Linked DNA regions of Homo sapiens: regions 1, 2 and 4 are each linked to region 3. The links are chromatin contacts, found by Hi-C or POLR2A ChIA-PET in ENCODE. All regions are on one chromosome and are shown on one strand. The core of a region is the stretch at or near the end of the contact, and the rest is flanking DNA. Distances in the headings are between cores, read along the strand shown.

Region 1 (6,973 bases), core at 1,508-4,007, 540 kb before region 3:
AAGCCAGGAGGAGAAAGTGAGTTCTATGGAGTTGTCATTTGCTGTAGTCCAGAGGGAGATAGCTGTGAGTAATGGGGTGAAGTTAAGCAGAGAGGAATTTAGGCTGGGAAAATCAGGACAAATTTCACAATGGGGCGAGTGTGTAGACGTGTCCGTGGGGAGGTAATAGACGCCTTGCCACTGGAGGGGCTGGAAATAAGACTTGACACAAAGCATGAGAAAATGGATGATAGGGAACTGTCCCTGGGGGTTGGTGTGGTGACCTTAATCAGGCTCTTCCCTGCCTAGCTCTGGATTCACTGATTCAGTCTCAAATGATCCAAGGGAGAGAAACAATTGCTTGGAAAATGGCCGTAGGGGATAATGGCTATTGACAGCAGATATTGGCTCACTCTACACAGGTTCACTCCCTCCCTCCTTCCCTCCTTCCTTCCATCCATGCATTTTTTTTTTTTATCTAGTCATCCATTTAGCCAAGAGTTCTTTAACACCTACTAAGTATATGTAGATTATTGAGGGCACTTTACATAGGCTAGTAAGAAAAGTCATTGCAAGAGAGGACATTTATGCTGAGGCGCGTGAATCAGAATGGAAAGACCTGGGGAGGAACATTCCCGAGAGAGGGCACTGCCCTTGCCAGTGCTGCAAAGTGTGAAAAAGCCTGGCGAGTTTGAGGACCAGAGGAGGTCAGTGTGGCTGGTGAGTGAGAGGGGTGATGAGGCTGAAAGAGCTTTAAGGTGAGGTTGAAGTCAGGAAGCAGGAGCCAGGTTGGTCAGGGCCTGGTGGGCTCTGCTTAGGAGTTGGAATTTTGCTCTGAGAGAGATGAGATTTGAGTATGGATCTTGGATGGCCTTCTGTTTCTGCTTTCAGACTTTCCTTATACCTTCCAGTTCCTACTTTTTGAGAATCAGGTGTGGCAGTCAGACAGAGGTGGGGGGGTTTTGTGAAGAAGGGTGTGGCACAGGGCTTGAATCACCAGGTGTGGGAAAGGCAGGTTGGGCAAGAAGCTGAGACTGGGAGAGGGATTCAGCCCGTCTTGCAGCTCTGTGGTTGCTTCAGGTGGTCAGAGTTTTCAGGGGGAGGCCCATGGTAGGAAGGCAATTAGTACTGGAAAAGATCAGCTAAAGCAAAGCAACTTACATGGAAAGCAGTATGTAATAGTAAATCTAGAAAAAAAAAGTTTGGAATTTAATCTTGCAAGCTGAAACCCAAAAGGATAAAAATATTTGGTATCAAAAACATTTTCAGTTGTAGCTGCAGCTATGCTCTAATTCTCAGAAAAGCAATTCAACTATTAATTTAATTTTTCTCCATAAGTGTTAATGACAGAATTACACGCTGGCACCATATATCTTTTACTTCATGTTTGCTTTTATTGTGCAATCATTAAAGTTGTTTATTTTTGTAAAATTAGGACTTTATCAATTTTATGAGGGCCTTTCTTAATCCTTCAGTATTTAAGTCAGTCTTATAAAATGTTGTTATTGACTTGATTTTTGCTTTTTCAGTTGGCCTAAGGGCATAGGATCAATGGTTTTGGGTGTAATTTGAGCATTTCTCTGTCACTTCAGTTGAGTTCGTGAAACGCCACATCTTTTGCAGAAGTTTCGGTTTCATTTTGCAGTTGCTTTGCACCAGAGGCTTATGTAACATTTGACCATCAGATGGGCCTAAATTGTTGATACAAGGATCAGGGATGAATGCTACTTGGAAGAGAAGTTTGAGTGGGAACCGGTCAATTCGCTAATGAATAGTTATGATGACTTTGTTTCCTTATGCAAATTCAAAACTGAAAGTGCTCGAATAGCAAATATTTGGGTAATGAGGTTCTTCCCTATTAAAATGTAAGTACCTAAAGTGCGTCTTGCTGTGGAAGGGCCCAAAAGGTACAAAATGTACTGGCTTTCAATATCCTGTCATTTCTAGTTAGGTTTAGGTATATATTGGTCATTTGCAGGACTAGAGCACATTTCATAGCCAGAGTGCCCTGCCCCTCAGGGCACTATTCTTATTTTTTGGGGGGGGTGGGATGGGGGGGGGCAGATTAATCAGGGATGTATGGATCATCCCAGCTTGCCCTGGGAAGCTTCTTGGAATTTGGGTGTACACCTTCTGAAAGTGAATGGATTTGAGTAAAATTTAAGAAAAATACAAAAGAAAAAGGAAAGCTCTCCATCTTGTTAAAATAAATTTGTTCAGAAAAGTATCGTGAATGTCTATATTCATTCCACTGCGACCTTGCCACTGTTGACATTTTAGGTAGAAAATTGTTTGTTATGGGGGACTGTCTCATATGTTGAAGGATGTATCACAGCATCCCTAGCTTCTACTCACTAGGTACCAGTAACACATCCTTTGTGACAATTAAAAATGTCTCCAGACATTGCCAAATGTCCCTCTGGGTCAAAGTCACCCCTGGTTGAGAACCACTGATCTCAGGTTAGCACAGAGAGGCTGCAATGGAAAGATTGTAGTATGTTAACTAGGTGAAGGGATTGACCACTCCCAGTTCTGAGCAATTTGATGGGTTCTTAAAGAAAGCACAGCCCTTGGAGCTGGGGAAGGAAGTTTGTGACTCATGGTGGTGAATCTAGGGGGTTCCTGTGTGGGTCCAGTGGAGCAGGTCTGGTGAGAGGGGACACTGGGAGCCCCAGAACTCCGAGCCCCTGGGGGACGCCAATGAAGCTGTCTATGAGAAACATGTGGGAAGAGGGAGACAGATGAATGATGAATGTTTTCCACGTCCTTGAGTTGTGGGTCACCTGAGGTCTAGGCCTGCGGTGAGGCCACTCACTCATTTCAGCTCACACTTCGCCCAGTGAGTAATATTTGTTCCAGCCTTTGGGTCACTGTTTACTCTGCCTCCCCTCTTGTCAGTTCCCTCTGGCCTTCTTTATATCTTTCTGAATATGAGTCAGTCTTCAAGATCCAGCTGAAATTCTAGCTCCTAATGGAGCTTCCTCAACTATCCTGGCCCACGTTGAGTTCTTCCTGCTCTAATGCTCACATTACTTACCAGAGCTTTTATTTGGGCATTTAATCAAAGGTAGTTGTGTTTCATTATATTCACATCTTGTGTGTTTCTCATGTCCTCACTGAGTCTGTAAGTTCCTTTAAGGCTTAGTCTGTATCATTCTTTTAATCCGCCATGATACACAGCATAGTATGAGTACATGGTAGGTGTTCAGTACATGCTAAGTGAATCAGAGTAAATGGAAGTCAGTCTTCTTGCTCATCCTCTCAGTGTCATTTATGTCTTCCAGATCCTCTCCACACACTCCAGCCCTATTTCTTTAAATAGTTTAAGGAGACAGCACATTGTTTGACAGTTCTGCAAACATAAAAAATAATTTATCTCACACTTAATTTTTATCTGAAGACAAGTTTAATATTTTCAAGCATTACATTTTTATTTTTAAGTTCTTACATCCTTTTTGTTTCTCTTAATGTCATTTTGGCTTCAAAGGGTATAATTTTGAAATTATGAGTACTGTAGGACTTGTTAGTATTTCTTCTTTGTGTGTATAATGTTTCAAGAACTGTTGATGGCTAAATGTCATTTTTATACTTTTTGGATTCATAACAGTTCAGTTAAATTCAAAAATAATTAATAATATTATGTATCTTAGAAATAGCTGTCATGTATCTGGTGGATATGACATATTGTTAGATATTTTAAGTTAAAAGTTCTGTATGCAGGCCAAGTTGAGAACGATGAGGAGCAGACTGTTTTATAGACAAGCAGAAGGATATAGTAGATTTATGACAAAGCATATTACCATAATGTAACCATGCTTGGAAAACTGTGTGGCTTCTCAACTCAAAAAATAAACTAGTGATCAGTAGCCTATCTCAAACACTTTTTTTTTTGCTTTATTTATATCTGGTTTCATTCTGAAAACAGCAAGACAACTGACAAGTTAAATAAGATATTACCACTAAATAACAACGTACCCACGGCAGTTTTCCCAGATCCTTGAGGGCAGCTTAGACATATTGGCTCTTTGATTTTTAGAACTTAAGCAGGGATGAAAGCTCTCCATAAAGGGTCATTGTTTCCAAAATGGAGCTTTCCAGGCTGGAAGGAAACAAGGCTTTCAAGAATGATATCAGCGGTGGGAGGTGTGGGGGAGGATCCCCTGGCCTAGCCTCAGTCGGGAAGTGGTTTATCTACATTCACTTAGCTCTGTCCTAGTCAATTGAAACCAACTGGCCATTAACTTTTCCTTCACAGAAGTGGATTGTTCTTCCACTGTAGATTTTGTGGGGCCTTCCTGAGAGGGGCCTATCAAGAAGGTTAGGCCTGTCCACACAAGGATTCTCCATGTTATTTTTATAGGAAGAGGTCAGATTTAGCCTTTGCAATTCTTTTGGTCTGACTCAAACAAGCATTGGAGATTTTCCTCTTATAAATCTGTTTTTTTGAGATGGGGTCTTGCTATGTTGCCCAGGCTGGAGTGTAACAGCTATTCATAGGTGCAACCACAGCACACTACAGCCTCAAACTCCTGAGCTCAAGCAATCCTCTTGCATCAACCTCTCCAGTAGCTGGGACTACAGGCATGCACAACTGTGCCCGGCTTCCTTTTATAAATAGGTTTTCAGCTTGCAAAGAAATGAGCGACAGCTTATTGCATTGATTCTAACAGTGTTGTATCCTCAGGTATTGGAAAATTCCACTAGTGGTCAACATAATGGGTCATGATGTCCCATGTGGGGACTTAACCACAGTCAGTATGATCCTGGTCCAGTGGTCCCCCGAACATGTGTGAGTCATATGTAATGAGGATGTAAGCAGCTCTTGTGCGTGGGGAAACCTCCCACATCCCACTGAGGAGTCTCTGTTTGAGCTACTCCAAAGGAATCTCTTGGTGGCTCCACAGAGCAGTCTTCTTGTTCCCACCTCAATTCTTATGGCATTGTCCAAGGTAGCAATGTTCCTGGCTGTCTTTTCACAGTCTTACTTTCAAGGAGCTCCAAAACCTCTAGAGATCTCCAGCGTAGAGGTAGACCTGGAAACATGACAAGTGCAGGCCTTGGGGATGCTGACTTAAGATTCTGAGGCAGAAGAAAAGTGTAGAGAGCACACTCCTCTGTTTGCCTCAGACCTGGGGGCCAGGACACTGAGCCTGCTATGAATACCCAGCTTGAGGAGTTTAGTTAGCAAACCATGAGGCTACTATAATTTGCTTTAATATCTGCCTCTTTCCCTTTGCTGTTGATATTAATTAACCTTACCCCAAACTCAAGGAGAAGCAGAGAAGAAGCTATTTACAACTTCCTTTATTATTGATCAACTCAGAACCACATTCATTCAGTGCCACTTAGATGCTGAACACTGAGGAAAGCATTGTGGACCAATGATGGAGAAAGCCTTTTACAACTGCTGCTATTGCTGCTTTTTCTCTCGAGAACTTGAGAATTTGGGTCCTGGAAGAACTCACAGAGATGATTCAGTCCAGTAGTTCGCAAGGTTCTAGAAATCATCTGGGGGCATATTGGAGGAAGAAGGGACCCTGATCCACTCTCAGAAACCACTAGGTTTTCCTGTACTATTTGTTGGACTTGATTTGGAAAAAGAGTTCTGCATGCCAACATAAGCTTGAAATGCAGCCTTCTTATTTTACAAAGGGGGAAACTGAGGTTCATGGGCCAGAAGGAACTTAAGATGGAAATTTGGGGATTATTTCCCATTCCATGTTTGGCTGTATCCCTGTAATATTTTCAGTGCTATTTTGGGATTCATATTTGTATCAGTTACCAGAGATTGGTTCCCCTAAGTAAATCAATTGGACACTATTAGCAAGGGAATTGCATGCTGTACATTTTACCCTGTCTTAGAGAGAAGAAAAGTTCCTATCTCCTGTTTGCATATCTTTTATGAAAACAATTTAAACCGCACCTGTTTAAACCTTTCCACAGAAATGTCTGAAAGGTAAACAGTTGGTTTTGGAGCAGCTATAACGTGGCATTGTTTAACATGGCAGCTCACTGATGGTTGTCTTTAATTATGGCCGTGCTGTCAACCCCTGAAGTCCCTGCTCTTTGTTGTAGATCCGATATGACGTTTGAGGTTTTCAAAGCTGCAGAGATGAAAGAATCAACAGTCAAATATTGCTCATTCTGATATGCTTAAGGAGCGAGGAGGGGGCATTGCCCATGAGGGCTGCAGAGCCGGGGAGGGAAAGCTGGTGCCCTCTGCTTTTGATGGCAACCTTGAGTGGGGAGCCGGGTTTACTCTGTTTGTAAGGGAGCAGGGCCAAGGCTGGGGGAGACGGAAATGATTTATTCAGTGATGGTAAACAAGTGCAGAGTACAGGCTGCCGAGCTGTGCAGGGCTGGTGGGAAAGCTGGCTGTCTCTTGCCCCCAGCAGTTTGAACATTAAAGATGTGAAGCTCAAAGCAGACCCAACAAGGCTTTCTGGAACCTCCCCCAGCCCCTTCCATTTCCTTTGTCTTCAATCTCCCAGAGCTGTGTGTCTCTGGGCCATCACATACTGCTGCTATTCAGGGTGTTAATTGTGGGTTGGTCCCATCTCAGACCAAAGGTAGCCTTTTGGGGGCTGCTTCAGTCTGGCTCCTGTTATTGCTAACATGGGTTGCCACTAGCTCTTTTCTCAGACAGAGCTGTCCCATGGCATCTGTGCCTGGCAGAGCAGTCTCCTGCTTCTGCAACAAGCTGCTTTTGTTGAAGGGCTATGTCTTCAGAATCTGTTTAGGTGTGTGAGCCACCTCTGCTGGGTACCCTCCTGACTGGGGACCTACTTTTTCACTTCACTCCCAGCTCCCACTTGAGAGGCATTGTGGTCTAGCGGTTAAGAGTGCTGGCCTTAGCCAGGCTGCCGGGATCTGAATCCTGGTCTTGCCACTCACTAGTTCTGTGATTTGGGGCAGGTTTCTCTGGGTTTGTTTCCTCCTTGTAAGATGGTAGTAACAGTGGAACACATGTTGTGGTCATGATGAAGGCTATGTG
Region 2 (6,934 bases), core at 1,711-4,210, 700 kb before region 3:
TGTATATATTGACAATAACAAAACCCAAGAGCCATACAAGGCCACAAGTTTATTTTGCATCTGCTATACACAGATCCAGAGTTGGTTAGTTTGGGAAGCAGTGGTATATTGTGAGCCTGCAACTGTGAAGTGGGGGGCATAACCCTTTAAGTGAGGATAAGGCTGATGAGTCAGATCATGTTTGCACTTCACACCAGGGTCTAGCTCCTCTCTGTTCACTGTTTCTTCCAAAGAATCCCTTTTTGGTTACTGTCTCTGCCTGGGTCACCTGTCTTGATCAAGGGCCACATTCCAAGCCTTGGTCTCCAGAGAACTTCAACACGACCAACAGTTTGTCTGGTGCAGTGACCCTTCACTATACTCACTCTCGTCACCTGCACGTACTCTCAAAGAGTGTACATCTTCTCATCAGCTCTCCCTAGTTTGTTCACGGGCCACAATGGAGCTTGCACAGCACCTAACTGAACACTAGCTGCCCTTGAGGTCATTAGCATTCAGGGTTGTGCTAGCATGCAGCCAGCACTCTCTAGGTTGGGAGGTGGGGTTAGAATCAAGGAATCAAGCCCAAAGTATTAGAAACAGGAGGCTCCAAAGAAAAACTCCCTGAGGAGGCTTGGTATGAAGCTTTGAGGCCGCTGCTTGGAAATGGGCTTTGTAAAGACACCCACACCCACACTGTTAATTTGTAGGGCTGTTCATGAGTGAAGTGTCAAGTACTGGGGTTCTTGTCAATGGCAATTAATTGGAACTTAAAACTCTAGTTTTTGAAAGTGACGTTTAAGAAATAATCACCAATGAGCTTCATTTGAACAATATCTGTGGCCATACCATTGTCCATTGGCCTTCCTAGTGGTCAATCTCTGCTCTCCAGCACCTACTTCTAGAAGGAGTAAATGTGGCATCTTGGGCGAATTCAGCATCTTTCCCCTTTTAAGAAAATTGATTAAGTTGATGTAAGCATTTCATTTTCTTAAAAAGTTGCAAAATTAGAATAAAATACTTTGCCAGGTGGTAAGCATTGTGGACAGGTGTAGTGCATTGGAAGGAGCCCTAGCCTGGGCGAGCTGAGAAGCCCTGAGTGTGTGCTATGATGAGTCTTGCAATTACAGAGCATGATGTGAGCCTCAGGTGGAACCAGGCTGCGATATGCGTGCTCTGTGTGGTCCTGTTGTGGGAGCAGGCATCCACAGTCACCCTTTTTGCCCAGAAGGTCTTCAGTAGGCAGGGATGTAGTCTCCCTAGTGAGAAGAAGAGGCTGTTAGACTTTATTGGCCCAATAAGGGAAAGAATGCCCAGTCTCCAGGACTTGGCCCAAGTGTGGCACATCCCAAAGATCTCAGACCTACACTAGAAGCTTTTCTAGGTGGAGTGTATAGTATATTCTAGGACTGCAAAATCCTGCTAACTTGGACAAACTGGGTAAATTACAGCTTCCGAACTGGTGAACATACTTAATTTTTTAAAAAAGAAATACAGCTTTATCACTTAAAAAATTGTGATAGGATACATGTAACATAAAATTTGCCATTGTAACCATTTGAAAGTGCCATGATTCAGTGGCATTTAGTACATTCACAAGGTGGTGCAACTGTCACCACTATTTAGTTCCAGCTTTATCACTTTTAAGTATAGAAAATATTTTGAAATAACTGGCAAATTCTTTCTATTGAGAAGTAGTCCTCATTAATACTCATGTAGACACAGACACACACCACACCTCCCACATCCCTCACCACAAACACACACCCCACACACATCATACACCCCCACATACAACATACACACCATTCCTCCTCATACTTCCCTACACCCCACATGTACACACAGCACTCCCTGACACCACATAGACAAACACATACCACACCCCCACATACACACACACACCACACATACACTCATGTATGTAAATATACAAAGTACAGTATATTAATTTTATAGTCTCATCGTGGCCAGAAGGACCTTAGAGAGTCTCTGTCCAACTCCATGGATGAGGGAACTGTGATCATGGCCAGAGACTTTATGGGACTGGCCCATGTTCGGGTGGCAGAGGCAGGCCCAGGTTCCCCAGTCCTGACACAATGTATTTTCTTTAATGTCTTTATAATAGGCAATACATGTTCCCTAAAATGTATTGTTGAACTGAAACCTTTAAGAATCATTTATTCTCTTTGTATGAATGTTTTTCCCTCAAGTCTTGTTTACATTGTGAGCTTTCATAGCAAACCCTTTCTTTGGCCCAACGTAGGCTAAATTTTACCGCAAATTCCAAATGATGGGAGTCGTAAATTTTTCTTTTTCCTGAGTTGGCCTTGTTCTGGTGGAAACTTAATGTGTGTGGAGTAATGAACTATTCTGCTGAGGGGAGGTGGACTTGGGTGACAGCATGCCTCTACTCTTACAGGGTTTGGGGTGGTATGAGGTTGGGGACAGGGAAGGCTGCTGCAGAGGCTGGAGCTGGTGGGGCACTCAGACAGGGGGAGCACAGGGTGAGAGGGGCAAGGACCCCTAGAGAGAAGCCCTGCCTCTTTGGTGTCCTTTGGAGGCAGAAGGTAGGCATTAGGAGTGATGATCTGGACAGGTCCTGTGTAGCTGGGCGTTTGTGGAGGCAAGTGCAGCCCTGATCTACTCTCAGTTGTTGGACAATGGCATGGGCTTGTAAAGTCGATCTGTGAGCAGGACCTTGATCGGAGTCCACAGTGGGTGTGTAGCTGCCAGTGCTTGACTCTGGTTTCATTTCCTTTTTATTGTAATAAAATTTACCATTCAAACTATTTTTAAGTGTACAGCTCTGTGGCATTACCCGCATTCACATTGCTGTGTAACCGTTACAACCATCCATCTCCAGAACTGTTTTCATCTTCTCAAGCCAAAACTCCATACCCATTAAATAGCCACTTGCTATTTCCCCACTCCCCTCCTCCCCTCAGCCCCAGGCAGCCTCCATTCCACTTCCTGTCTCTGTGAGTTTGACTACTCTAAGTTATCTCATATGAATGGATGCATACAGGACTTTTGTCCTTTTGTGACTGGCTTACTTCTGTTTTCTTAACATGACTTTATCAGCAGCTAGCCCATACAGTGCTTCTGGGAGAAGTAGAGAAATGTGCTCCCCTTCTCTGGGTGGATGTAACCCCTGGCCAGAAATTGAGCTTGGCAAGCACAGTATAGGTTGGATTTCAGTCTCCACCTGTCCTTTTGGCCAAATGCCGTCAGCTAGTGCACAACCTGAACAACTGTTCGACTTGGTCCTGTGTATCAGGCCTGCAAAAGGAGATTTCCTCTTGCCCTGGAGCCCCTGGCTGGGTGTCCTCCCTGTTGATACTTTTTTGGTCCCCTTCTCCTATTCCCCAGTTCCCTCTGCTGCCTTAAGGTTCAGTTTTGTTGATTTGCCCCAGACTGGGACCTCCAGAGAATAAAAGGCCAACAGAAAAGGTGAATGGGGTTTCTAGAACAATATAACTCATTCAAATGCCATTTAGTGTGGGCTAGGTACGAATGACTTATGTGGATTAGATTTCCTTTGGAAATACCCAGGGGGTTAAAAATTAAGAGGAGAAGTGTGTAGAAAAATAAGTGCGAGGTTTTACTTATGCAGTGCCTTTGAAGACTAGTTGAAATATTTAGCAAACTGAAAATGCAGCTGGTTGAATGTGCTCTGAACCGTGCTGGGCCCTTTAGCCTACCTCTTTTAATAAACTAGTGGCTGAATTGAAAGCAATCTAGGCAATAATGAATATTCTTATAAATCTCTCTGGTTGAGAAACTCTAAAAATATAGCCAGATCCCAAGCAGTACCTATTTCCTCTTAATTCTACTATAATACTTGAATGATCTTTTATAAGACATTAAACTTTAATTGATGCCATTTTACTAAGCAGATTTTAAAAGCAGCAATGTCAGTAATTGAACTGATCAAGATGACTTTTGTTTATTATGTATGATGTGGAAAGAGGCTTTTATAAAATGTTATTTTTGTTCTGATTTCCAAAGAGTTTGCTTATTTATTTACTTATTTTATTTATATATTTATATATTTGTATATATAAATATATAAAAATATATTTTTGAGTAGTGGATTTAGAGAGGCAATAGTGTGGATAAGAACTGATAAGCACAGATTTTCATGCCCTCTCACTGTGAAAGTATTAGAGAAAATATTGATGCAGAACAAGGAAAAAACTGTGTAAAATAAAGTGTAAAATGAAAAAAAAAACCTGGGTAAAATAATCTAGTGGAGACATTTTTCAAAGTATTAACTTTGGTGGGGAAAAAAAAATGGAAGGTTGAGATTTTGCTCATGTCAAAAGACTTGGCCCAGCCTTTCAACTTTGCTATTGCTTTCGTTGGTTTGCTGTGCTAAGAGCATTACTCAAACGTATGCTATTGTGGTTGAACTTCTTCTTTATCCTTCCTTCTTTTGACGTTCCTGGGCAAGGCTGTCTTCACTCAGGACAGGCATGTTACACAGTGGGGAAAACTGTAGACTTGAAAACCTTGCCAATTTTTTTTTTTTTGTAGCAGTTAACTGTGGCTCAGGATTAAACAGTAAGAGCACTATCTGGCTTTCTTCCTCTTTTCTTCCACAATCCCCCCCACTTCCTCCTGAGTTTGGTCATTAGTTTTGCTGCCTTTGGAGTTTTAAAAAGTTGGATTGTTTCTCTGTTATAAAAATAACACATACATCAGACTTGCAGATAGCTACTAGCCAAGAAAAGAGGCATTTTAGGGGCAGTGAGGGATAGGGGTGGAGACCAGGCAATGAGTGGTGTCCTAAGAAACGGAGAGGATGGAGGGGAACATTGTTGTGTGGACTGGTACACTTAAAATATTTATGGATCAGACAGTATCTCTAAATCTCTGTCCTCCTTATCTGCACATCACTCTCGCTTTTTTCATCCCTACCCCTGGGGCAGCTGTCTCATTTTCTAGGTAAAGAAAACCAAGAGGATTCTGCAGCACCTTTAGGTGTGATTGCTAATGGTATGGTGTTTGCAGAGTTCTCCAGGTTTCATCTTGTTTTTTCACAAAAACAAGATTTCTTATGCAAAATGGGTCACCAAACAATTTCTCCAGAGCAACAGCCAGTGTTTCGTGCAGGGGAGATGTTAGCAAACCACTGACATATGGATGTGATCTCTGTTACTTTGACCAGATTCGGTTTCTACAGAGTACGTGAGAAGGGAAGATAAATTTTGTCCTAGTAATACTATAGCGACTCATAAATAAATGGTTACCCTTTGGTGCTTGCAGTTTTCATTAAAGCCGCCTGAGCTTTGTTATTGACACCATAGGTTGCCTATTCAGGGAAATGCAGTAAAATTTATCAGTATGCTTTCTGCACCTAATAAATCATCCAAACAGGGAACCATATGGCAGATAAGACCTTGAAAATGTGGCTTCAGCATGTGAGGAGTCAAGTTGCTGAAATCTTGAATGATTACAGCCTGCACATTTTCTCCTGGAATATCTTATAGTTATTTTACATGCCATTTTCTTGTTCACCCTATCACCCCTTTGTCTCTCTCCCTCTCTCGTTCTTTCTCACTCTTCCCTCTCTTACTTTCCTCTAGCACCATCCTTTTCTGGCCATTCTTTCTCACTCTTTGTTTTTCTTTTGGGTGGAGGTCTGGCTGTGATTTCAGCTTTAAAATAAGCATCCAGAGCAGATAAGACGTTTTTATAATGCCTTGCTGGTAGGAGGAAGAGGGGCAGGGAGGAGCAGAGACTGACGGGAAGGGATGATGTATGTGGCGGCTGTGTCCCCACTCTCCTCCAGCCCATTGTCATTAATCACGGCCATTAGTTTTTTTCAGAGCTGCCTTGTCTGCACAGTGCCTCAGAAAAGCCATTGTTTTTTCATGCCACAGACTAGGGAAGAAAAGGGAAGAAAGAAACCCCAGTACTCTTTTTCTCCCCTCTCATTCTGCCTCCAGAATCTCCCTGCTCTCCTGCTATCTCTCTGCTCCTCTATCCCAGCCCAACTTCCTTTCCTCTTCCTAGAAGGGATGGTGGAGAGGAGAGGGGGCACTTCAGTCCCTGTGTTTATATATTTATCTGACAACACAACATGGGCACACAGTTGTGATGCATGCACTGAATAATAGCTGTGTTACTCATGATGCACTGTTTAATATACAAGGAGGTTTTGTGGATATCAGTGGTGTTTGTTTTTTTTTTTTCCTTCTCTTTTGGAATCCTGGACTGGATATCCTTGTTATAACCTGAGGACACCAGCAAGATAGGAGGCATGTGCCCATTGTGGAACATCTGTGTTCAGTGGCTGGAAAAGAGGAGGCTGGCTTCTCCCTGGGGAGATGGAGTTAGGTGCTCACCAAGCCTAGACCATGTCTTGGGGACTCCCTCACTGCTAAGTGGGGCATTTCAAGAACAGCCATGGCTTATGATCAGTTGACTCTGCCCAGTCAACTTGGGTGACTCTTGGTGTTTAACGAAGGATGTGGCCATTGTCCTTTCTCTCATCTCTGCTAATTAAAGACTTGGGCTTGAGGAAAGAGACCTTGAAGACTGCAGTGGTTTTCTAGCTCTCAATGACAAATCATAACTGAGTCATTATGTGTGATATCTGACTGCTCAAGATACTAATGTCTTTAAAAATACCCATAGTGTTTTGTAAAATGTGACAGCCAACATCAAAACAAGACCACATACAGGTTGAGTAGCCCTTATCCAAAGTGCTTGGGACCAGAAGTGTTTTTGATTTTTAATTTATTTTTGATTTTGGAATGTTTGCATTATACTTACCAGTTGAGCATCCCTAATGTGAAAATCCGAAATCCAAAATGCTCCAATAAACATTTCTTTTGAGCATCAAATTGGTGCTCAAAAATTTTTGGATTTTAGGGTATTTCAGATTTGGGTTTTTCAGATTAGGAATACTCAACCTGATGAAAAGTCTGTATGACAGCTGCATTTA
Region 3 (7,601 bases), core at 3,007-5,506:
TATTTAATAATGTAGAGTCCTTATCTAGAAAAGTTAAGTTCTTATCTAGAAAGGTACACAGGCTGAGGATTAGTATTAACTTTACAAAGAAAGATTGGGTTTGGAACTCAGAGTTTTTTTATATCCTTATCCTCTCCTCTGCAATCAACACATACACACATACTTTTGCATACTGCAGCCCTTTTGGAATTCCAAATGTTAGCATCCAAGCTTCATGGTTCTTCTTCAGATTTTAGCTATCCTGATATAGACACTGAGAGCATGTGGGCTCTAGCCCAGAAGAGTTTTAGCAGCCTAGCAGAGCATTTGTACATATCCCCCTTTGGTTGCTATAGTGGGTGCTGTTGAATTGCTAAGCAGAGAATCCTGCCTACTTTCTTTGGGTCTCTTGGGGGAAATGAAACTCAAGTGTAGCAGCTAGTCCTAAGTCTGTAGGTCTTCAGTTCCACATCCTAAGTCACACATGACACGGGGCATGGATCTTCAGGGGCTTACCTAAGCTGTCCAGGACACATTGTCCTCATCCTCAACACAATGAACCTGGAGGCTTGGATATATTCAAGGCAAACATCCTTGGCATCTCTTTTAGAAATAGGCCTGAAAGATAAAGAGGGCCGAGTGATAGAGTAATGGGGAAATGCTTTTGGAAAATGAGAGATGCACATTAGAATTAATTTTCCCATACCTTTGAGGTTTGCATATGTCAAAATTAAAACTTTTTAGACTGTTGTTCCCAGAGGACTTCCTCGTGCTACTCTTTTGTACTGGTCACATATTCTCTTGTGGTATTATCTGTTTAATGTGTGGACAAAATGTGTATGATGTCTCATTCCCAGAATTGATACCAGTAGTTGCTTGACACATGCTAATTAGTAATTAAATATACTGTATTACTCCTCACTTAAACAGAACATACCACACTGAGTTTAACTTTATCCTGTTGACATATATATGTGTGGAGGAGTGGAGGAAGCCTGGGGTGTCATCATTTCAGAGGTCTGTTGCAGCATCTTGTGGTTCAGCTCTTAGTCTAGCTTTTTGTGGTTGTTTCTTTTTCCATGTCATACTGTGACCCCAGCAGCTACCCTTGCCCACCCCTCATGTTGCTCTATTTAGATGCCTGTGGCTGTTTTTAATCTTCTGTGGGATACCAAAGCTTAGAAGAATAAAATTGTATGATAAACCTGCCTGATGTCAACTAAGATCCTGAAAGGTATAAACTTTATGATATCTGCAAGACCTCGTGGGGAGGGTTTTCTGGAGGTGGAGGCCTTTTGTTGATGTTGATGTCAGGATTGAGCCACTGCATAATGAGTTCAGTTTGGCCTAAAGATAATGATGAGATGTTTTGAATGTCTGGGATGCAGTGAGGGGCTCCTGAAGACTTACACAGGAGGTCGTCTGCTTTCGAAGGGGAATTTGCCCTTTTGGCCTCTTTGGTGTCCACTACACTGTATTCTGGGATAGACCTAACTCTGTGGAACCACCATGTGACCACCCTTAATCAATAGTGGTCTGATGGGGCCAGCTGCTCTCTCAGCACTAGGAGTGGCACAGGAGCCAGGCTCAATCAGGTAGAGGGTTCTTTCTCATGGGTGAGGAGATTCTTTCCAGGATAGGCACATAACCCAAAGCAGGCCACGGATTCCCAGATTTTGTTGGAACTTACAGGAAAGAGAAACTCTTTCTTTTGTCTTTGAAGATGGTGAGGTACAGATGTGGGGGGCTCCTGGGAGGCCACCACGTGGAGAAACCAAGAAACAAAGCTGAGATAGAAATTTCTGATGAGAAGTTTGAACACCTGGATCTAACCGTATATGAAACCATATACCTTGAGCTCATTAAAGCCCCCTGCTCCTCTTTTTAAACTTAAAGCACTTTGAGGTGGATTTCATGACTTACCATCAAAAGGATAATCTTATTTTCCTGAACTGTTCAACAAGGGAGATTCTACAACTTACCCTGGAAATGTAGCAAGTGGTCCCCATAGAGTCATTTTGGTCAAGAATTCTTAATTGTGTGTGACTTAAATTTCATTTTCTGACAGTCTCTCTGTAATGTAAATAACAAACCAACCCTACTTGCCCTCTCCCCAAATCAAAAAATCCTCAAACCCAGGAACAAAATTTTGATTAGTCTACTCCTTCCAAAGACACCTTCATCTACTTGAACATCAATTTTCAATGGTCCCTTCAACCTTCTCTTTAAATACTGTCTTTATTATGCAACTTTGAAATGATCTACCTGTAGATATGTATGGCAAGTGTCAACACTAGTGAGCCATGAGAATTTGTCATAGCAGCGATCTCACAAGCATATCTTGAAGGTTTTCCTGTGGTTTCATCCTGGCATCTGGTCCTGAAAGACGAAGATGGATAGGGAGCCACATGGTGGCTGTTCACTGGCCCCAGGAAAGGCCGTGCTTGTTTCCCCTCCCAAGACTACTTCCATGGACCGAGACAGGTAACTGCAGTTACCCAGTGACTGGAGGAGATGGAGAAGATTCCAGTAGAACCAGCCAATCTAAACCCAGGTCCTTCTCTGTGAAGTCACCTTTGCTACACATCAGAGACCATGGGGCTGCTGCTTTCTCACCAATCTCTCTCCTGCTCTCACCTCTCTCCTCCCAGCCTGGGGATGGAGAAGCCATAGCAAGCACCCATATGGCTCACATTTTCTTCTCCTCAAAACCTCTCCCCATAGTTCTGTCTGAATCTGAAAGTGACGGCTCCAATTAAGACACAGGAAGAAAAGAAATATAATTTCTAAGTCACTTGGCCTGGTGACATATATGTTGGGAGTTAGGAAAGTCAGTGTGCGGCTTCTCTACCATCCCAGGCGCTGCAGTCAAACAAATCAATTCAGCCTTCAGAGGGGCATCCATTGCCTTGTGATTATGTTTGTGTAAAGTCTTGGGGTCTTTGATCAAAGAATGGCATTTCAGGCCAGTCCCTAATCCTCACTGCCTTAAGATGTTTAAATGGGTTAAAAAAAAAAAAGTTGATAACAGCTGGGATTTAAATTTGCCTTTGCCCAGCTTTTGTTTTGAAAGGACTTCTATTATCCGTGGCTTCCCTTTTCGAGGCAAAGATGGATCATTGGGTAAACCAAAAAGGGAAAGAGGATATGGGAGGAAATGGGCGGGGACTCTGAATTAATCTTCTGAGGAAGAATGTTTGATCAGCGGGGAGGAGGGGATGAAAACCTCTGATGCTGACAGCAGGCACCTTTCTGATGAGGGTGTGATTGGCACCTTTGAAGCTTCAGTCAGGAGCCAGTGTCCAGTGGGTCAGAGCTTCCTCTGTCTGTGGGTGGTGGAGGTAATAATGAGGCAACTGGAAGGATTAATTGCGGACAAGCAGCAGGATTACGAGGAGGGCTTCTCAGCTCCAAAAGGAACAGTTCGAGGAAAGCCTCTGATCTGTCAGCCTTAGAGGAAATTAGTGGGAGCAGACTCGAGCAGGCTTAAAAAAAGGCATTTAGGATATTAAAGCGAAATGTGAAGAGGATATTAAAATAGGGCAAAAGGGCAAGGAGCGCTGATCTTGAAAGGCGGGTGTCTCCCTCTTATTACTAGGAATTTCCAAGTTTTGCCCAGATTTCACAGACACCTTATTTTTACAGTCCAGCAGAGAGATTTTACTTGCATTGCAACAAGTTAGGGGAGGGTCAGACTGGATTTGAGGTGGCACCCAAGGTCCTGTACAAAACTTGTTTGCTGTCCACCCTCTGGCAGTTTCAGAAGCTCCTGAAACTAAGGCTCCTGGTATAATTTTACAACAAGCCAGCGCATTACTGACATCCTATCTGCATTAGCTATCTGTTGTATGTTTTACTTCTTACCCTTCTGGTTCAAGTCTGGATGCTGCCAATAAATCCTGTGTTACCATTAAAGAGGCCATTCATCACGCTTCCTAATGCGATTAATCAAGATACACCACAGTACCCTTAAAATGAGATCATTTTGATAAATCATGTATGACATGAAAAGACTTTATTCCTTTTAAGTGCAATTTAGACTGTAATTTTTTTCCTCATTTATGATTCATGGGAGAAACATGGATAAAATTCCCTTGCACAGTTACACCTTATCTACAGCAATAACTCAAAACTGCTTTTAGATGAAAATTCAGGGTCTTATTCACCAAAGCTGAATGCCAGCTCATTATTTTCTGGCGTTCAGTAGTCCAAAAATAATGTCCGCACATTAAGCGGCATTCTCAAAAAAGTTGGAATTGGCCAGGCTCCAGGCACATCAATTACACTCCATCATCCTTAATAAGGAAGAAATATCAGATGTCCTCTTGGAGGTTTTTTGAATCAGTAATGCTCAGCCTTTACCTTCCCAATTTAGAATGATTGGGAAACAAAAATGGTAGTAACAAAAAAAGTATGGGAATTTCAGGGCCTTTACATGACTCTTCTCCTGTTGCATAAGTCTCAAAAGAGGTATTTTTTCCCTCCCATGCGGTTCATGCTTCCTTTTCCATTCCCCTTTTCTCATTTCACAAAGGAAACTACCATTTTGTTAGGTCTGAGTTTTGTTTCTAAGCTGCTGTATCTGTGATGCAGGCTTTCCCCTCACAGCTGTCACAATAATTTGGGAAACGATATTCATAACCTCCAATAGAAAAATAATTTGAAAATGTGCCTTCTGGTGAGATCCATCAAGTTTAAGGCCATATTTTTGGTTAAAAGGGAGACACTGATGCTATTCATTAAACTGAAAAATGGCTTGTTTTCCACTAATATTGAAATAAACTCTGGATGAATGTTAAGTCATGCTGGCATGCACTCTTATTGAAAGCAAAAGGAAAACACAGATATATTTAATTTGGACATGTAAAGTCAACAGAGTTTTAGGTCTTTCATGAGAAAGGGAATCAGGAAGATTGGCTGAAACAAATGTGAACAATTAGAAGTTCATTTGCCTCTTGCAAAGAGTGAGAGCATTTAAAGAGGGATTCAGTGTCTGAGAACTATAGACTCACTTGCATTTTTTTTTCAACCCCTGGTACCTATGAATAAAGAAATAAAGACTTGATCAACATGTAATTTATTTCCCTGCTGTTCTTAGAGATTCATTTGGGAAGCAGAACAAAAGCCAGTATTTGACTCTGTTTTTAAGTAACCCAAGAATGCACACGTATCCTATTCATGCCCACTTAACATAAATGCAGCAAAACTCAAGTTTATTTGGGTTATCACATTTATGCTAATGCTCTGTACTTTAATCGGATAGAAACTGACATAAAACAAAAGTTCCTTGCATATTATTCACACATTTAAATGAAATTTCCTGTGCTTTTAATTTTTTCTAATATGAAGAGTCAATTAAGAATCTAAGGCCATTAAGGCTGCACTTGCCTTGTTTAGGTTTCCATTTCACATTTATGACTTTCTATTTTTGTGAAAAAAGATCTGTAAATTTGAAAAATATGCACGTATCTCATTAAAAAAGTTTCCCAGCTCTAGCAACACTCAGCAAATCTCCAAAGAATGCAAGTTTAAAACATAAATATTTTAAGGCCCCATAAAATTGGCAGTAAATATTTTTCCCCCTTTAATACCATGTTCATTTCATTCCAATTTACTACCACGATTATATTTTCCAAAGCGGCTTTTAATACAATACACAATTATTTCATATGGGGTTGGGTAGGTCGCCTCATTAAGCCTGCAAAGATCAGGCCTCTTGTGATCCCCACAAATATACTTGCATTTACTCCTAATTAAAATGGCCCTCTTAAATTGTCTCAAGTTCATTAATATAAATAAGAAGCTAAGCAAAATAGCCACAGTTGAACAGTTAGCAGGGCAAGATGACCAGGTCCCCAAACCTCACACAGAGCAGACTGTGGTATGTATGCAGTGGTGCCCTGCCACCTGTTGGCTCTGCTTACACATAACAGGGTATTGATGTCCCTCATGGTGGTGCAGTAACCCTCTCTGACCCCTATCCCTAGTTCATCATCCCCAAGAGAAAAGAAGAGGCCTTTGAGAATCCCAGGCCTCCTGATTTCCCCCATCATTCATTTCCTTGGCTACATGTTTCTCCTGCTAATGCTAAAAATTTATGGCTGAGCACATTAAGGGCAGTGCGAGTCCTTCCCTACTTCTGGATTATATCAGAGTTTCCTGTCATAAGGAAATCCAAGATGTGTCCTCAGCTGATTGCATGTGACAGTGTCTGCTTATATCTCAGGAATCTGAGGCATGATGGATAAACTGTCAGTTTTGAAGGATGATATTTTCTCCATATTTCCATTATGAACTGGGCTGTCATCTCCTAATAAATTTCTTGCATTGGTATCAATTTATTTTTACAAGCAGAGGGTCTGATGTATTTGGGAAAGGCACTGACAGCAGATCTGGCCTAGCCTGACAGAGCTGGCTTCAACTCATTTTGGAAAAGTACTTTGGTTCCAAGGACAGAACTTGACCCGTAGCCCTCAAGATTAAAAAAAACCTCCGTGAGAGGAAAAGAGACACATGAGGCAAGTTCCTTCTTTTAAGCCAAAATAAATCAAGCCCTTAGGACTACCATGACATAATATCATTTTTAAGACAGTCCTACAAACCCAGTTGAGATATGCCACGTGTAGCCTTCTCGTCTGAGTTAGATGAGACCATCTAAATGTTGTTAGAGCATCACAATAATGCAGTGAATTGATGGATGAATTCGGATTATAATGAAGCTAGGGATCTCACAATTTTTGCTCCCAGAAGGGATCTCAGTAGTGCTCTTCTGCTTGACAAGTGAGAAGCAAAATTAATTCATATAATGCCTATTTAATTATGAAATATGGGCATGTCTCTGTCATGGCTACTGTGAAGGGCAGAAAAAGCTATACAACATGAGCTTTACCTCTCAAGAAACTTAAAGTCCAGTTGAAGAGATAAGATATTAAACAAAATTAGAGTGAAGTAAGAATAAATCATAGCTAACATCCATGAGCAGTGGCTAAGATGGTTGTTTCTTACCCTTATTTAACATTTACCTTTATTGGGAAGGGAGGCAGCATAACATTGTAATTGCCAAGACAGCAGCAACTGGAGGCAAACTGCCTGGATTTGTGTCCCAGCTCTGCCAAGGAGTAGTTACCCAAGAACTTAAGTGAGAGCTTTGTCAGGGGACTTAATTTCTCTGGTCCTCGGCTTCCTCATCTGTAAAACAGAACTAGGAGTTGTGACTCCTCGTGAAACTTTGTGAAGATTGAATAAATCAATACATGGAAAGTGTTTAACGCAGTTCTCGACACAAAGTAAGTACTAATTAAAAATGCTAATAAACGTTAGCATTTTTAAACTATCATTATCATGATTGTGACTATTATTACCATTATCACTGTTAGTCAAAATGTGGCTTAAAGAGTTTAAGTCAATTGCCCAAGATGGAGCCTGGCTCTAAATCTTGATCAATAAGGCATCAGAGCACAGAAAACAGAGAGTTAAACAATATACAAATTGTGAATTAGTCAAGAACAGAATCCTTGAAGCTTAGTTATTTTTCTTACTGTTCTTTCCATTCCTAGACTATAAAATAGCCCTTTCTCCATTGCCTGAAACATACTTTAGAAGCTAGTTGAAAAGTGTTATAT
Region 4 (7,589 bases), core at 3,017-5,516, 670 kb before region 3:
CATCAGCCCTGCTGTATTTCTGGGTGAGAGCCCAGCGTCATGAACAGCCTTCATTCCACCTGCAGTTTAGCTACTCTTAAGAATTCACCCTCTGTGGAGTCCACCTGGGGCCGGGAGATCTCTCCTTTTTCTTCTAAGACCAGAATTGGCAAAGACTTTTTTTTTTTTAACTTGTTTATTGGGTATCCATCACACATCTAGGCAATCTGAAAGAAACAAAAACAGAAAACAACCAACTAACCAAAAACAGTTAACTGAAGGGAAAGTATCTATCTAACCTATTGAACACTTACAGTATGCCACCTTTTAGTTTTATATGCATTGACTCATTTACTTTTCACATGTAGGAATTATTATGCCTACTCTATTGGAGGAGACAATTGAGCAATTTGAGGTTCTACAGAAACTGGTAGAGTGGAGATTTGAACTTGGGTCTCTCTGACTTTGAAGCTTGTAAGGTTAACTGATAGACGCTACAGTTTCTCTTTTGGTGTTGGGTCATGACTTACATTGATTCCGTTCACCTTTGTGTGTGACTGTGAACTGTTTGTAGCCAGTTCTGTTCTGATTGGTCCAGGTCTGTGCCTTGTCCATTAAATACTGTGAATATTACCTGTGGTCAAGGAAAGTTGTGCTGTTGCAGGAAGGCAGATGTGCTTTATTTGGGAGCTATTGACAGTACATACATAGAAAAATGGAGGCAGAGACAGAGAGGGGGAGGGAGGAGGCGGAGGAAGAGGATAAAGAAGCAGCAGCAGATGAGTAGAGAGAAGGGGTATGGAGTGGAGGGAGACATGGGGAGCATCATTTGCTCCAGGAGACTAATCTCTTACTGGCTGTCCTCTTGGAAAACACGTGTAGCATGTAGTGTGTAGCTGTGTAGTTTTCTCGGAAAGCTGCACCAAGATCCTGAGCTATGGAGATGCTTAGCCTTCCTTGGAAAATGTTGAGAAGGAAAAATTGGAACCACTTGGTTCCTAAGCTTTCAGAGAGCACAGGTCTTTTTAGGATTATTTTACATTGATCACGGGAGTGTCTGTCACACGTTGATTTCTGCCTCCCCTCTGGGTCTCAGCTGTCTTCCTAATAGGCAGCTGCCCAGAGTGGAATGTGGCATTGTTAACTATGAGGGGTGACTGGACTGTCAGCCCGGCTGGCAGGAACCTGGACGCTGGAGGCGCCTGACAGCAACCCCATTTGCATGGTGTGCAGAGAGCACCTGAATCCTCTCTCATTAAGTGTTACCCCTAAACACCAGCAGCACTGACAAACAGCCAGAGACCCTCAAATAACTCCCTTTAGGTCTCATCCTTCATGAGGACAGCATCATGGGGTGGTCGTTTCCAAATCTTTTTTTTTCCTCTTTATTTTAACCTTTGAAACTATTTTTCCAAGTAAGATTTCTTCCACAGAGTCCCAATACAGGATACAGACCAAAGAGAAGATGCTCTGGCTAAAGAATGGGGTGGAAAGCTTGAATCCCAACTGCTTCAGAGAGTGTCTCCATGGAATCCTCAGGTTCCTAGGAACACGGTTTGAGAATCTACAGTTGATGGCAGAAGGCAGGTTTTCAGTGGTGTGGGATTTATCATCTTGGTTTTTCCTGTTTTAACTGAGTGACTGCTGGAGTTTGCTTCCCAGGTTTCCTTCTCAAGCGGCTTTCAGAGCAATAGGCAAAAGGTTGAGAATAGCATCAAAAATTAAACCAAGCCCTACTGCAAGCCAATTTGTAAAAACTGTGTTCCAAACGGCTTTGGGGAAGAGGATGTGACACTGTGTAATGACTTCTTGGAAAATTTGTTACTTTTTCCCCTTTCTCTGTCTCCTTTCTTTCTTCTCTCGCTCTGCTTCCCCCACCCATTCCTGATTTGATGAAACCGTTTGTGATGTCCAGCATATATTTTGCTGCACACTGTGTGTTGTTGTACTTTAGCAATTTATAACTATGATCAATGTTGTGACCTTAGGGAAATTGCTTATATAATTATAGAAAGTTTACAGTCGTAAGACAAGGAATGGGGAAAATATATCACTGTAAAATATAAATATGTTTAAATTACATTTAGGATTTGGAATAGTTCCTTGCTTGTGTTTTACAGAGTAATCTGTGATTTAAATCAGGTTTAGTTGTGTTTTTTCCCCCCTAAATTGGGTATTATAAATCAAGAGTAGATGCTGGATATAGCACACAAGAGGATTTCTTATACATTTTAATGTTGCATAAGTAAGAAATACCAGTAGTTCAGCAGTAAAATTGCAAATGTAAGCAAAAGTGAAGATTTTTCCAAATTTAACTAGGTTGCATTTGTTTAGTAAACTCCAGCAATAATTTACTGTTTTATTACGTTTGCCTTTGAGATCTAGGCTGACTTTTTTGTTCCCTTTCTTAAGAAAGAAAAGGGAGGTACATTACTGTAATTGCTCAGAGCTAGAGAAAACCATGAGAGTACCATTTTGCGTTCCCCACCTGTGATACGTAAACTTAAAAATGTAGGGAAGATAGGATTCTTCTTCAGATTAAATGTATTTGTGGGTATATCAGTCACCCAAACAAGGCATTTTTTTGGTTGGGTCAGACTTTCCATTTGTGCTGTTTGTGGCAAGGCTAAGTGTTTTTGTGCAAAAAGTAGTAGAATGTGTTAGACCTGGCTTTACAAGTGTAAGCAGAGGCAGGTCTGCTGGTAAGGGTGGAGATGAGGGAAGGGGAGCCGAAACAGTTTGGCTGTGAATGGGCACATATCTTTCTTCAGATTCTTTTGGGGTCTCTGGAAGACAGGTAGGCTTCATTTGAGATCAGTCTCTATTATGGCAAATGGGTGAATTTCATTAGACTTAGACATGTTGAGTGCTCCAGAACCAGTGTTGGCACCGTGAAGAAGTTGGGCAGAGGGAAGTTCTCTCATTCAGCCATGCGGCTTGGCGTGCAGTGCTCCTGAAGCGGCTGATTGTCTCCCACCAGCCCCCTCCCGCCCTGTGCTTCAGATGGTTAACAGGGACCCCGGCTTGGTTTAACTTAGGTTTGAGAGAAGTGAACTCTGGGATTGGGTTGGATGATGTTGATTAATAGGAGTGAGAGGGTGAGAGACTCCAGGGCCAAGCAGTAGGTCCATCTTGGTGGCATCTGATGTTGATTGGCTTTGTCCTGCGCGGCTGCGCTCGGAGAGCGGACATTAAGATTAAGTGATGCTGTCGTGTTGAGGAGCACGGCACTGCATCATTCTGGGAAGAGACAGCTGGGGTGGTTAATCCTTCATCACCAAGGGAGCACTGCCAGCAGAAAGATATACAGCCAAAGATAACCCTCCATAACTTGTGCTAAAGATCAGAAAACTTTGAATTCACATCCATCTGCTTAGTCTGGGGTGAAGATGAAAGATAGGCAGAACAGGAAATAAAAAACTCCTGAGGGATTAATCTTAGGTATGGTATGTAGCCCACAGAGTGAGCAGGCGGGAGAGAAACTTTTACATGGCGTTTAAAGGGAATTAAATGCACCTGGTTTCATAGCAGCATTTTTAAAGTAAAATTAAATGGTACACAGTCTGATTTTTTTGTTGCATTGCCATCATTTTCACCCCAAGATGCTGCTTCCCCCCATTAGGCAGGTAGATGTTTTTCTTTCTAAGGAGGTACTCTTAAATCTGCATTTATGGACAATGAACAGTGGATGCAGATAGGAACACTGGAAATACTAATCAGCAGACAGAAGAGCATTTTGCCTTCTCCCCTCCCTTTGTGATTTTAGCAGGATGTTCACAAAGTCTGACTGTGTGTCTGCATTCTGTGTATCTGTGTCTGAGTTTAGATCTGAAATTCTCTTGCTGTGAATATTTCTCAACAGCTGCAATGATTTTATATATCACGTGTAATCGAATTATGCATTGTTGCCATACCAAAGTGATGTGCAGGGGGGAAAATAAATCAGGGAGGGAAATAAATTAGAGGCCCCTCTCCCATCTGCAGCCTCTGCATTCCCATAGCGGTCAGGCTGGGGAGTGTCTGTTGCAAGGTGAAAATGCTGGGGAGAGCAGAGCTATAGGCTCTGTCCTCAGCTGACTTTCTATGTTGAGTTCAAAGGGAAGCTTTTTTTTAAACAAAACAAAACAAAACAAAAACCCTTCAAGTGATATTTTATATTTTTTTCCCCCATGCCAGTTTGGTATTTGAGAGTCTGAGTGGGGGATTCTCAGTTTGGGGCCTGGGCCACTTGCATTGATGTGCTGAGGTGCAAGATTCTTCTGCCAGCTTCCGCATTACTTGGGCTTTACTGCACTCCACCTGTGATTGCAGGGCCCTGGTGAAGAGGATGACAACAGTAGAATACACCACTGTTAAGACACACAAGGAAGTAGAGGTGGAAAAACACTTTATGGAGAGTCAGAGACCTGGGTTTAAGTTCTTGCCAAGCTCTGTGAACTTGAGCTCTGTGTCATTTTATCTCTCTGAGTGTGTTACAAATGAGAAAACTAAGATTGAAAGAGATGAAGTGACTTGCTTAAGGGAGGAGAAAGGGCCAGTGCACCCTTGGGAGGTTAAAAAGAGAATAACAGATGAAATTCTGTATTTTTGGTTAGACGATGGGAGGAGGAGCCATCGGTCCTCCTTTGCTCTACTATGAAAGGCTTCCTACAGAAGGTGTATCTGTGTGCTGAGCTGTCCAGGATGGTCTTGATTTAGAAAATTCAAATAATACATTAATATGTGGATATGTTAATATATAATATATATATATACAGATATTATTGAAGTTTATAGTTTTGGTTTTTATTTTTAATAAAGATAGTTCATTAAATAATGGTTAAATGTGATTTAATAATTATTATTTTTAAAGACAGAGTCTCGCTGTCACTCAGGCTGGAGTGCAGTGGTGCAATCACAACTCAATGCAGCCTCGACCTCCTGAGGCTATATTTAAAAAAAATTTTTTTTTTGTGGAGACGGGGTTTTGTCATGTTGCCTACGCTGGTCTGGAATTCCTGGGCTCAAGCTGTCTTCCTGCCCTGGCCTTCCAAAATGCTCAGATTACAGGTGTGAGCCAAAAAGCCCTTGCCGTGATTTAGATAGATTTGGTAGATTTCATTTAAATAAATCTACCAGAAAGATAAATATCCAACTTAGGAAGCTGAGGTGGGAGAATTACTGAACCTAGGAATTTGAGTCCAGCTCAGGCAACATAGCAAGACCCCTACCTCTTAAAAAAAGAAGAAAGATAAATATTCTTTGTCAGGCCATGAAGTTTAATTTTGGATCTGGAAATAAGTTATGATAAATGTGCAGAGAAAGTGTATTGTACTCATAACTCCTCACATAGCAAACATGGGGTGGATGATATTCTCAACCACTAAGAAGCAGCTCATCCAAGGGTCTCTTTCCTTCAAAGACCATTACGTTGGGTTCTGTTGGCTGAGAAGGGGGTAAAGAAACAGATTCTTCGCAGATTCATGAACAGGGTGGATCTGAAAGTTTATCTTGGTGTGAGGCTCACGTGGAAAGATATGAAAAGAAGAAAAGTCTCAGCTGTAAGATGTAGTGGTCTTCATCTGTTTGAGCCTCAGTCTCAAGTCCTAAGTCTGCTAAGCATGAACGTTTCCCTGTTGGTTCCATGGTGAGTATCCAGACTTGAATCCCTGACTTCAATGTCCAGAGGACCAAACTGGGGGATTGTTGATACTCTCCAAGCTGGAAGTAAAGTGGAATTTGTGGGAGATGTGATATAAGGGCCTCCGTTTGTGGTAGTGATTGCTTTTCAGGGAATTTTATACTTGGGAACAAATCATCGGGCCAGTGAATGTCAGTGACTGTTGGGTAGTGAATATATTTTCTGCTTGGATCCCCCAAATACCCAACTTTTGCTGTTTCTGGTCACTGTAGGGTTAGCTCTTGGCTGGTCTTTTGGGAGGTTTTCCCAGTCTGAAGGGCAGTGGAAACCTCTGCTGATTCCCTATGCAGTGGATGAATTTTTGGCTAAAGTTGTCTTAGTTCCTGCCTTATTTACTGGTATAGCAAGTTGGTGTATGTGGCATAGGTACACCTTGCTTTATGTGAAAGTCACACCAGAAGGGCAGTAAAGGGGAAACAGTGCTAACTCTAGAGTTAGCAGACCCAGGCTCTGGTTCTCACATGGCCTTTGCTCCCTCAGGCTTCCTAGTGTTCCCATGATCTTTTGCTGAATTACTTCAAAATCTAGGGATTTGAAACAAGCATGTCATAAGCACATGTATTGTGTGGGTCAGGAATTTGGAGAGGCCACAGTGGAGTGGCTTGTCTCTGGTCCACAAGCTTGGACCTGGGCTGGAAGGACTCAAAGACTGAAGATGACTTGATGCTAAGGGCTGGGATTATCTGAAATGTCTCTCCATGGGCTTGGCTTCATGGCCACCTCAGCACGGTAGGACTTTTTAAAACATTAAAAAAAAATTTTTTTTTGACAATTTCTCTTAACACTTTTTTTTAAACTTTGTTAAAACTGATTTCACTCATTCATACACACATTCTGATTTCAAGAGAGTAGGTTAATTGATTCAAGTCATTATTGTCCATGCTAACTCTGGAAGAAACTGTGTAATAAATAACTAAGGGATTGAAAATGGACTCTAAATTCATTTGTTAGCAGTATGACATTGGAAAATATAATGCAACTTCTTTAAATCTCAGTTCCTCCTTTGTAAAGTTGCGATACTCCCTATTAGAAGATCAATAAGTCCTCTTCCAGGCTCCAAGCGCAAGTGTTCCGGGGAATGAGATGGAAGCTACATCCCTTTATGGTCCAGCCTCAGCAGTCACCTGGTGTAACTTCCCTGCACTCTGTTGGTGACAGTAATGCCAGCCTGCCTAGTTTCAAGGGAAGGACTTAGTCTACCTCCAGATAAGGAAATGGCAATGTCACATTCTAGAAGGGCATATTGCTGTGAGATGTGTGATACCCATCTTTGGAACATATGCCACATCAGATTTCTGTTCTGTGAAATGAAGAAAAATGAGTTGGGGCTGGAGTTAATTGGTAAGACCTCTTCCAACATTAGAATGATGCAATTCTTTAAAATTAAAATCCAATTTTCTTTAAAAAAATAATTTACAAAATGATGATATGCTTTTTTAGAGAGTCTACTTTAGGATATCTTTAAATAGAGAGGTACCCTGGTACAGTAAGAAAAAACTCTTATGCAATGTGAAAGACACTGATATGAGTGATGTGAGTCCTGTATTTTCCCCCCTAAGTTATTTCAGCAGAGTTTTATGTTGATTTGTTTTTAGTGCAGCTTTATTTCTTGTGATTTAAGAATAATTAGGTGGCATGTGAATATCTCATCATGATTTCCCTGAATGTTAAGTTGGACATGAGTTAAATGTTCGAGACATGGGATTCAGGATTAGAATGTAAGCTGGAGATCTGGGAGGTGATTAGACTTTGAAATAGGACCCAGGAACACTTGTAGCTTCCCTCTTATCCCAAGACAGGGATTAAGATAGAATGGATGGTGACCCTTCTGGAAAAAGCTTTTTCCTTGCTGGGAAGAGGGGTAAATCATCACCTTTGGCAGTGGCACCGTTCTGATACCAGATACAAGGTTTGAAGGAGGATGACTGTG

Evidence for each region. A loop is a pair of places that touch in the nucleus more often than their neighbours do. ChIA-PET counts read pairs that join two places held with the same protein, here RNA polymerase II (POLR2A). Pooled maps may share reads with other maps.
Region 1: a loop to region 3 is called in a map of prostate gland, with 2.5 times the contacts of the local background. The contact joins two enhancer-like sites. A Hi-C loop is called at or near these places in 2 of 168 maps with a recorded cell type or tissue (PC-3 and prostate gland), 1 of 37 single-sample maps with no recorded cell type and 1 of 50 pooled maps. POLR2A ChIA-PET finds 5 or more read pairs at or near these places in 1 of 52 experiments (HEK293).
Region 2: a map with no recorded cell type shows a loop between it and region 3 (2.6-fold over the local background). The contact joins two enhancer-like sites. A Hi-C loop is called at or near these places in 1 of 168 maps with a recorded cell type or tissue (PC-3), 2 of 37 single-sample maps with no recorded cell type and 1 of 50 pooled maps.
Region 4: a pooled map shows a loop between it and region 3 (2.4-fold over the local background). The contact joins two enhancer-like sites. A Hi-C loop is called at or near these places in 3 of 168 maps with a recorded cell type or tissue (PC-3, mammary epithelial cell and prostate gland) and 4 of 50 pooled maps.

Annotation. Positions count from the first base shown.
Region 1 is chr10:75,770,839-75,777,811 of GRCh38, forward strand. The region is part of intron 2 of LRMDA (leucine rich melanocyte differentiation associated); the gene reads left to right. Among named protein-coding and RNA genes, the nearest start is that of MIR606, 220 kb to the left of the region's middle. RefSeq lists an enhancer at 3,933-4,227. Within about 2 kb of position 2,758, at least 10 of the 41 ENCODE cell types and tissues checked have a DNase peak (open chromatin) inside an H3K27ac peak, as active enhancers do.
Region 2 is chr10:75,608,616-75,615,549 of GRCh38, forward strand. All of the region lies in intron 2 of LRMDA (leucine rich melanocyte differentiation associated), which reads left to right. Among named protein-coding and RNA genes, the nearest start is that of MIR606, 60 kb to the left of the region's middle. Within about 2 kb of position 2,961, at least 5 of the 41 ENCODE cell types and tissues checked have a DNase peak (open chromatin) inside an H3K27ac peak, as active enhancers do.
Region 3 is chr10:76,306,033-76,313,633 of GRCh38, forward strand. All of the region lies in intron 5 of LRMDA (leucine rich melanocyte differentiation associated), which reads left to right. It overlaps LOC112268057 (a long non-coding RNA gene), which reads right to left. Exons shown (of 3, transcript XR_002957050.2): 3 at 514-597. Among named protein-coding and RNA genes, the nearest start is that of KCNMA1-AS1, 580 kb to the right of the region's middle. Within about 2 kb of position 4,257, at least 4 of the 41 ENCODE cell types and tissues checked have a DNase peak (open chromatin) inside an H3K27ac peak, as active enhancers do.
Region 4 is chr10:75,636,690-75,644,278 of GRCh38, forward strand. The region is part of intron 2 of LRMDA (leucine rich melanocyte differentiation associated); the gene reads left to right. Among named protein-coding and RNA genes, the nearest start is that of MIR606, 88 kb to the left of the region's middle. Within about 2 kb of position 4,267, at least 2 of the 41 ENCODE cell types and tissues checked have a DNase peak (open chromatin) inside an H3K27ac peak, as active enhancers do.